Regions from separate parts of the Homo sapiens genome. Here region 2 is linked to region 1. The links are chromatin contacts, found by POLR2A ChIA-PET in ENCODE. All regions are on one chromosome and are shown on one strand. The core of a region is the stretch at or near the end of the contact, and the rest is flanking DNA. Distances in the headings are between cores, read along the strand shown. Region 1 holds the start of CAP2 (cyclase associated actin cytoskeleton regulatory protein 2). Region 2 overlaps KIF13A (kinesin family member 13A).

Region 1 (4,292 bases), core at 1,067-3,566:
TATCAGATACATGATTCCTAAATATTTCCTCCCATTCTATGAGCTATCTTTTCACAACTATCTAGTTCTTAAGCCCTAGTTTATAAACCTAGTGATGGGTTCACAGGTGTTCAGTTGAACATAATGTTCATAACTCACCTAGACTTAGCGTATTATTTTTACATATAAAATGTTACATAATAAATTAAAAACAAAACAAAACCTCATGAATAAAGATGTTAGGAAATATTCAAAACAAAACAAAACTCCATAATGCTCAAAATAAGTTAATGCTTTTCTGGAGGGTATTTAACTTAACTGCCAAGGTATAACAGGCACTCAAGAGAATGTGGCCCATTAATCCTTTCAATAGGCTCCTCTCCAGATTCTAGCACAGAATCAATCAGTGGGAGTAGCAAACTACTACTAGAAGGACAAATCCATTCCCTTCTCTCTTACTTTTGTGTTTTCTGCTCCTCCCTCAAGCTAAGAATAGTTTTTACATTTTTTAATGCCTGGAAAAAAACAGAAGAATATTTTGTTACTGGTGAAAAGTTCAAGGTTCAATGTCTGTAAATAAAGTAAAACACAAACATACCATTCCTTTAGGTATTGTCTTTAGCTGCTTTCAAACTATAACTGTGGAACTGAGTAGTTGCTAAGGAGACCATATGGCCTGCAAAACCTACATGTTTACTATCTAGCTCTTAACTCAAAGGTTTACCAAACCCTACCCTGTATCAACAAATTAAATTACTTCTCACATTAACGATGGGGAACAAAAACTTACTTCCTACTAGCAAAGACCACCTTGATAATCACCTTCCTGATTTCTCATAGTCAACTTCTTTTTCTCTTTATCCTTAAGAAGTATTTATATGACACTTTGATTGTAATGTTATTAAGAATTTTTTAAATTTCGGGATTCATGGAGAAGTCGCCTTTCCTTGCAAAATATGCAGTATATTCAAGAAGTCATGCTCCATCTACACTTAAGGTACTGAATTAACTATTTCACACACTTTTATTGTCTATCCATTACATGCTGTGAGCCAAATACTGTTTGGTGCCGTAGGAACTACCAAACAACCCATCCTTGCTTTCAAGAGGCTTGCAGTCTAATTAGACTCTAGTAACTATAAATCCAATTCTCTAAAGTTCACTCTACCGTTGTAATTTTACACTAAGTGGGCTTAGATAGTTTACCAAGAATTCTAAGGAACATAGCTTCAATGAAATCTACAGAAGCAGTAAGGAAATAGGAGTACTCAGTAAACTACAGTGCTCAAGTCCCAGAAGCTTCTGCATTTCCATAACTATAAAACCAAAGGTCCTAGATGTTTTTACCAAGTGTTCATCTCCACTCTGGCTGTTTGGACCTAGTCCCGGTTCAACTTCCTAAATGCAGTCACCCATACATACTCATTTTTAAGAATGCATCCATTCAAATATTGCTACAACTTGCAGCGAACACCACTCTGATGAGAATAAAGAAAAGGCCATCTGCAGGTTGATTTTTGGCCCTAAAAGTGATGATACGGCGGCTACTTCCACGAACACCCCTCTACCCAAAGCAGTCAGAGAGCCAGCGGCGGGTGCCGTTTTTCCGAGCCGTTCCCCCAGTCTCAGTTGCCTCTGCATTTTTTAGAAGTGACTCATCGCCTCAAGTCAGGTTCTGCAGAGGGGAAGCCAGGTCTGTTTCTTTCCAGCACTTTCTGATCGAGGTGGCTCTGGTCAGAGCCGGCGCAATGACTCCCACCCCCACCCCCCTGGAAGACTCACAGCCCGGTGGACGAGACCCCCCAAAGTTAGAGCGGCCGGGCGGGCGGCGGCGCTGGGGTGGGGAGGCCGCGGCCGCCCGCCAACCCCGGGCAGCTCCTGCCCGCACCCCGCCTTCCGAGCGGCCAGGACGCCGGAGCTGGGGAGGCGGGGGCAGGGCGCGCCGCTCCGCTGACCCAGATGGGAGTCCGCCCGCGCCCGCGCCCCGCGCCCGGGTCGCCGCGCCCCGGCCCCCGCGCCCGCGCCGCCTTTATTCCCCTCGCGCTGCTGCCACAGCCGCAGCGTCCCGGCCGCTTCCCTACCCCACCCATCGGGCTCAACTTGCCAGCGCCCGCCGCCAGGCGCCCCCCGCACCTGCACCCCGACCCCTCCCCGCCTCGCCGGGCCCCGACCGCTGCAGGATTACCTGCTTCGCTGCCCTGGGGTCCCGTCCTCGGCAATGCAAATCCGTGGTCGGCCACTCGTACCCTCCTCCCGCGGCCCTCCCCTTCTCCTCCCCTCTCCCTCCTCCCAGCTGAATAGGAGCCGGTGTCAGTCACGCTGCTCCAGGGGAGAGTCGCCGGCAGCTTCCGGAGCTCCAAATACAGACGAGCTGAGGGGGGAGAGGGAGAGCAAAGCCACGCGGGTGGGGAGTGGAAATAAAGGGGAGCAGAGAGGAGAAGGGGGTGGAGGAAAGGAGGGGCAGATGGGCCGTGGGAGAAAAGACAGGGAGATGGGGAAGGCAGAGCCAGGGAACGCCAGCCTGCCTGCCAAGCGCCAGGCTATGCGAGAAATGGATTCAGTGCATGAGGCAGTATTGCAAAGAAGTCTGGAAAGATCCGGAGGCTCCTGGCTGAAGGAGGCACAGATAGGTTGGATACCCGAAGATCTGTGCAGAGAAATGGGTAATGGATCCTTAGGAATCAAGAGACGGCATGTGTGTCCCCAGACCCAATATGAGGATAAAGGCTCTGGGAGGAGAAGGAGCTAGACAGCTAATGCTTTAGCGAGACATCAAGACTGAGTGCACTCATAGTGCGTGTGATGACATTTTTAAAAAGTATTTTATAAACAGCAACTTTTTAAATGTCCTGATTATTTAAAAATTAAAGTAACCAAACCCACTTGGCTTCTTAAGATGTGCAGCATATTTGTGGCCACTTCCCCTTTATATATTGATTATAATTGCAAAATTGGAGGCTTTTCTCTTAACGTCATTAGAAGGAAAGCATTGATTTTCAATTTTCATCAAAGTTTATTTCAGTCTAAAAAAGTGACTTGAAGCTCTTTATTGAATGAATGCCAGGAAAATAATTGCAGAAAAGAGAAAAAAAGAGGGGAAATGTAACTGATATCTTCTGAAAGTAAAATCTCCAAACAATAAATATGAGATGAATTTCTTAAAGGCCAATATTCTCTGTCGATGTTAAAATTGCACATAAGTTGGTTCTGTACATTATAAGGCTTATTCTGACCCCATAGGTCAGCACTTATACAAAGGTCATTCCAATTACACATTGCTCTCTGCTGACAGTAATGAGGTGCAGTGAGTCTTTGCTTCCCTTTGTCTGGAAAGAAGGGAAACAAAATGACATAAACATTGATCAATGAGTGCGTACATTGCATAAAGCCAGAGCCAGCACCCTCCCTATCCTGTGGATACCTTGCATATGGCGGGCATTCAATATGTTTGTATTAAATAATGAATGAATGGATGGATGGATGAAGTATGTATGCATTTAGAACATTTGTGTTCCAGAAATGCAGAAAAAATATATATCCATAAGAATCAATGTGTGCAGGATCACAGGGAAGTTCCAAGCATCCATTCATATGACTTTTTTTTAGCACTAACTTCAACAAACATTAGCACAGTATTTCCTTAGCTACATCTGTTTTTTATTGGAGTATAAAGTATTATGGAGTCTAAGAGTGGATGAGCCACAAATCCTGTCTTTAGGTTGATAATATAGTAGGAAGATGTGAAGAGTATAAAAATAACCACAGTTCTAGGAATGTCGTAAAAAACATTCTAAAAGAAGTATGAACAAATTTCCATGGATGTTCAGAAGAAAGGAAGGTTGCTTCTAGACTGGGGATTAGAGAACACTTTCTGATGGACATGAAAGTTGAGTCTTCATGCGGAAATGAGACATTAAGAGTGGATTGTGGAGGAAAAACCCTCAAGATGATGGGCAGGGACAAAAGTGGAGAGGTAATAAAGGATGGCATGTATGAAGGACAGTCTGTGAGTTTAGCTGGATTGGAGGGCTGTGGAAGCCAGGTATGGAAGGAAGGTTAGGCCCTGGCTGGTAGAGGCCTTCAATCTCAGCCTAAAATGTTTGAAGCCTAAGTAGTAGGCACTGGGGGACTATTGACCATTTTTGAGCATAATCATGATAGCAATGGTTAGTTTGGTGGTGGTATATAGGACTGGAAAGAGATAGGAGGCAGGGAAATCCACTAAGAAATAACTAGCTAGTCTGGAGGGGAAAGTAACGAGCCTCAACTTGAAGCCTGAACTCTTCCCTTAACTAGCCCTGTCATAGCATCTG
Region 2 (3,909 bases), core at 490-2,989, 580 kb before region 1:
CACTTTGGGAGGCCGAGGTGGGCAGATCATGAGGTCAGGAGTTCCAGACCAGCCTGGCCAACATGGTGACACCCCATCTCTACTAAAAATACAAAAAAGCCGGGCATGTTGGCGTGTGCCTGTAATCCCAGCTACTCAGGAGGCTGAGGTAGGAGAATCGCTTGAACCCGGGAGGTGGAGGTTGCAGTGAGCTGAGATCACGCCATTGCACTCCAGCTTGGGTGACAGAGCAAGACTCCGTCTCAAAAAAATAAAAATAAAAAACCAGGTTCCTAACATAAGGACTCTCTAAACAGATGTATTTAATTAAAGTGCATCTTGCTATTTGTTTTTACTTGAATTACATTAGAGGGGAAAGAATTACCTAACTTATCTAAATGCAAAGTACTTGCCTATCCTTCACCTGATACCAACTTGTTAGAAGGCACAGGTTCTTTCTAAGCTTTCTGGTTTGAGAGTTGTGGGCTCCAGTTCCCTGTTTCCAGTCCTGTAATGATGTGACAATTCTAGCAAAGCCATGGGGACCACATCCATGCAGAGGCTCCGATCTGGGCTATGGAGCAGCAGCATGGCACAGTGAACTGTGAGACGTCTGGGTGCCATCTGATTCTGCCACTGACTTGGTCTGCTTCTTTGAGATAGCTGTTGATCCTTTTGCAGCTAGGTTTCTTCATCTGTAAAATTGAGGGCTGGACTAGATAGTCTGTAAGGGTTTTTTTTTTCTTTAAGTTGTAATGTTCAGATTTATCCCAACGGTACTTTGAGAGTTGAGTTAAATAGAGTAAGTAGGTAACATTTATAGGAGCTGAAATACATTGCATTTTAATTTACTTCTTGGCCAGGGTGTTAGGTGAACTGAAGAGGACAGGGTCACCATTCTTGGGAGGTTTGGTTTGCACGCAGTAGCTGATACGAGAATGGAAGGTGTCAAATGAAATAAAGCAGCAGCATGAAGTCGTTATCAGCTAGCTGAGAATCCTGGATTCCTTACAGACATTCTACATACCTCCTTTGCCTGTGTCTGCAGAACATTATAACAAAATCATCTGATTTGAATCTTTTAATTAGTAGTCATCTTATATAGTTGTGTTCTTTGTGGGATCCAGTGATTTTTAAGCTGTTCTTAAAGGTATACAGCTGTTTTATGCAACAAGTGTATATATGTGTGGGAGTGGAGAAATGACATTTATTGTTGGTTTAGAACTTCCTTGGGCATCGTGTTTTGTTTCTGAGGATTCTGCTGCAACCCTACCAAACTCCAGTTCATCTCCAATATTTCCTATCTTCCACTGTGGGATGAACTCAGGTTAGTGTGTCTGTGTCTCTGGTTTATGCCCTCTTCCCCTTTCTTTCAAAAGCAAAGTGGTTATTGATTCCATGGGGCTCTTCAGGGTCTGGTCTGTGGGCTTGATGAACTGGCTGCTGTTAGAAGAGGCTTGAGGGAAACCTCTGTTTGTAGTTCCCTTAGGGGAAAAAGTTTGGAGCCTTGTTTTTTTTTTTTTTTTTTTTTCTCACTCTCTCTCAAAGACAAGGAACAGGAAGGAAGCCTTTGAGGAAAGGGAAGCTTTGCTCTTTACTGTTGGCCCTTTGTATTGTCTTGGGGAGACACTCCCTAGACTGCACACCCACCACAAATGACCATAAATATTTCTGTATCTCAAGCTGGAGCCTCAGGAAAACCAGAAAGCGCAAAACGACGAACTGCATAGGCATCTGTTGCGAGTGTTGAAAAGATCTGTCCCGGATTTTGGAAGGGCCACATTCAATAAATCCACATGTAGTTTGTTGAACAGATTAACAAGCCTTTAAACATACTTACATTCTGTTCTAGGGTTTAATAAAACAAGTCCTCAGAATTGATGCCTTTGGCGCCCACCTATTTTCCCAGCTAAAGAGAGAATGTGTAAAGATTTATAGCTGAGCTTGCAGTTGTAATTGGACCTTTGTAAGGTTTTTAAATGAAATACTGTTTTTGGTTTTGTTTTGCCTTTTTGCTCTCTACTTCTATTCATACAGTTAATTAAAGTTTAGTATTCACTATGCAAATTGTAACAGGGAATGGTTACATTATGACATTGAGAAAGATCCTTAAAATTACTTGTTTCAAGGATAATGTTTTGAATAAAGAGGAAGGAGGATAGTAGTGGGGAAGGTTTATCAAGATAACGGTGTTAAATTTGAGCAGCCTTATCCACTTTTAAGCATCTCCTTTTGAATCTAGACTTACAAAGAGTTACAGTACAAATAGGTAACATTAGCATGGTAATATCGCTTTAAGTTTTTTGAAGCCTTGAAGTATTGTTGGCTTTGATGGAATAGTATTCTTCTTTCTAGGATTACAGCCTAGTCTACATTTTTATGATGAATTATGCATTGGAAATAGTGTTCAAAAATTGCTGGTCTACTGTAATCCTAGGGACATTTTTTTTAAGCTCTCTAGCTAGATTATTATTTAACTAGTTTTGGTTTTTTTCCCTCCAAGAGTGACTGTTAGCTGCCCTTGCTCATTGGTTCTCAGACTTAAGGATTTTTAAAAAACAGTAGAAATAAAAATTTGGATAAACAGAGAGTTCCCAGCCTCTTTTAAATATGCCGAGTAATCACACTAAAACAAGAGCAAGCCGGACGTGGTGACTCACTCCTGTAATCCCAATTCTTTGGGAGGCAGAGGTGGGAGGATCGCTTGGGCCCAGGAGCTTGAGACCAGCCTGGGCAACATGACAAAACCCCATCTCTACAAAAAATAGAAAAATTAGCTGGGTGTGGTAGTAGTGCTCACTTGTAGTCCCAGCTACTTGCAGGGCTGAAATGGGAGGATCACTTGAATGCAGAAGGTCTAGGCTGCAGTGAGCCATGATTACACCACTGCACTCCAGCCTGGGCGACAGAGTGAGACCCTGTGTCAAAAAAAAAGGAAAAAAACAAACCGCTACTAAATTTTAATATTTTATTATAAAATAGAGGTCAGCTTAACACCAGAATAGGAGAAAGGACATAATCTCAGAATTTAAAACTTGGATACATTTAATTTTGTGAAGTGATCACATTAATTATCTCTTTTCCTGGAAATTGATGGAAATACCACCATAGCTATGTGAACTCTGAACTGTGAAGTACAGTTAGGTGTCCCTGGTGTGTGCGATGTCTAATAGTACATCAGCTATTGGAGTTCTGAGGATCTTGGGTCCTTCAGGCCAGATCATACTAAGAATCATTAAAGGATATTTTCCCTTAAAAATTGACCAGTCTCTGTTATTTGTATGTAGACTGAATTTTTTGAGTGGTAGCCTACATCTTTGTTTTTGTATTTTGATGTATTGAAATAACCTCACCAATCTTTTTAAAAGCCGAAATAAAATTGAAATTTGTAAAAGTGTTGTAAATTACTTTGTCTCTGAGCTGCAGCTTTTCCCTTGGAAATCTCTTATTTGCTTTTTGCACTGTTTTGATAGATACCTGTTGAGTATAAATAAGTAGTTTTGTAAAGCACTATCAAGTGTTGTAGCCAAGAGTGTGCTCTTTGGAGACAAACTGCTCAGGTGAATGGATATAAGGCTTTTAAGTGGTTATAACCTATGTCTGTTCAGTACTCCTATCTGAGCCTATCACTAACATCCCTAGAAAGAATTCAGTAAGAGGATTAGGGAAAAGGAGGTGCATGTCATTAACACTCATGGCCAGGCCTATCCAGGACGCAGATATTTAAGTCAAATATTGCATTAAGATTAATAAAGAAGGGGGTTAGGGGAGAAAAGAAAAGGAAAGAGAAAAGAAAACTACCTGGTAATTGAAGCAGGCAAATTGCTGGAAGCATGTAAGCGATCTGAAATCTAGTTACTTTCACACTGCCATTGGATCTCCTCTCTCAGCATCCTGATATATATATATAATTTTTGTATTTTTAGTAGA

What was found. ChIA-PET counts read pairs that join two places held with the same protein, here RNA polymerase II (POLR2A).
Region 2: POLR2A ChIA-PET joins it to region 1 with 19 read pairs in PC-9. The contact joins the enhancer-like site here to the promoter of CAP2 in region 1. POLR2A ChIA-PET finds 5 or more read pairs at or near these places in 3 of 52 experiments (HCT116, HEK293T and PC-9).

Annotation. Positions count from the first base shown.
Region 1 is chr6:17,391,619-17,395,910 of GRCh38, reverse strand. It overlaps CAP2 (cyclase associated actin cytoskeleton regulatory protein 2), which reads right to left and starts at 2,316. Exons shown (of 13, transcript NM_006366.3): 1 at 2,165-2,316.
Region 2 is chr6:17,970,435-17,974,343 of GRCh38, reverse strand. All of the region lies in intron 2 of KIF13A (kinesin family member 13A), which reads left to right. Among named protein-coding and RNA genes, the nearest start is that of KIF13A, 15 kb to the left of the region's middle. Within about 2 kb of position 1,739, at least 7 of the 41 ENCODE cell types and tissues checked have a DNase peak (open chromatin) inside an H3K27ac peak, as active enhancers do.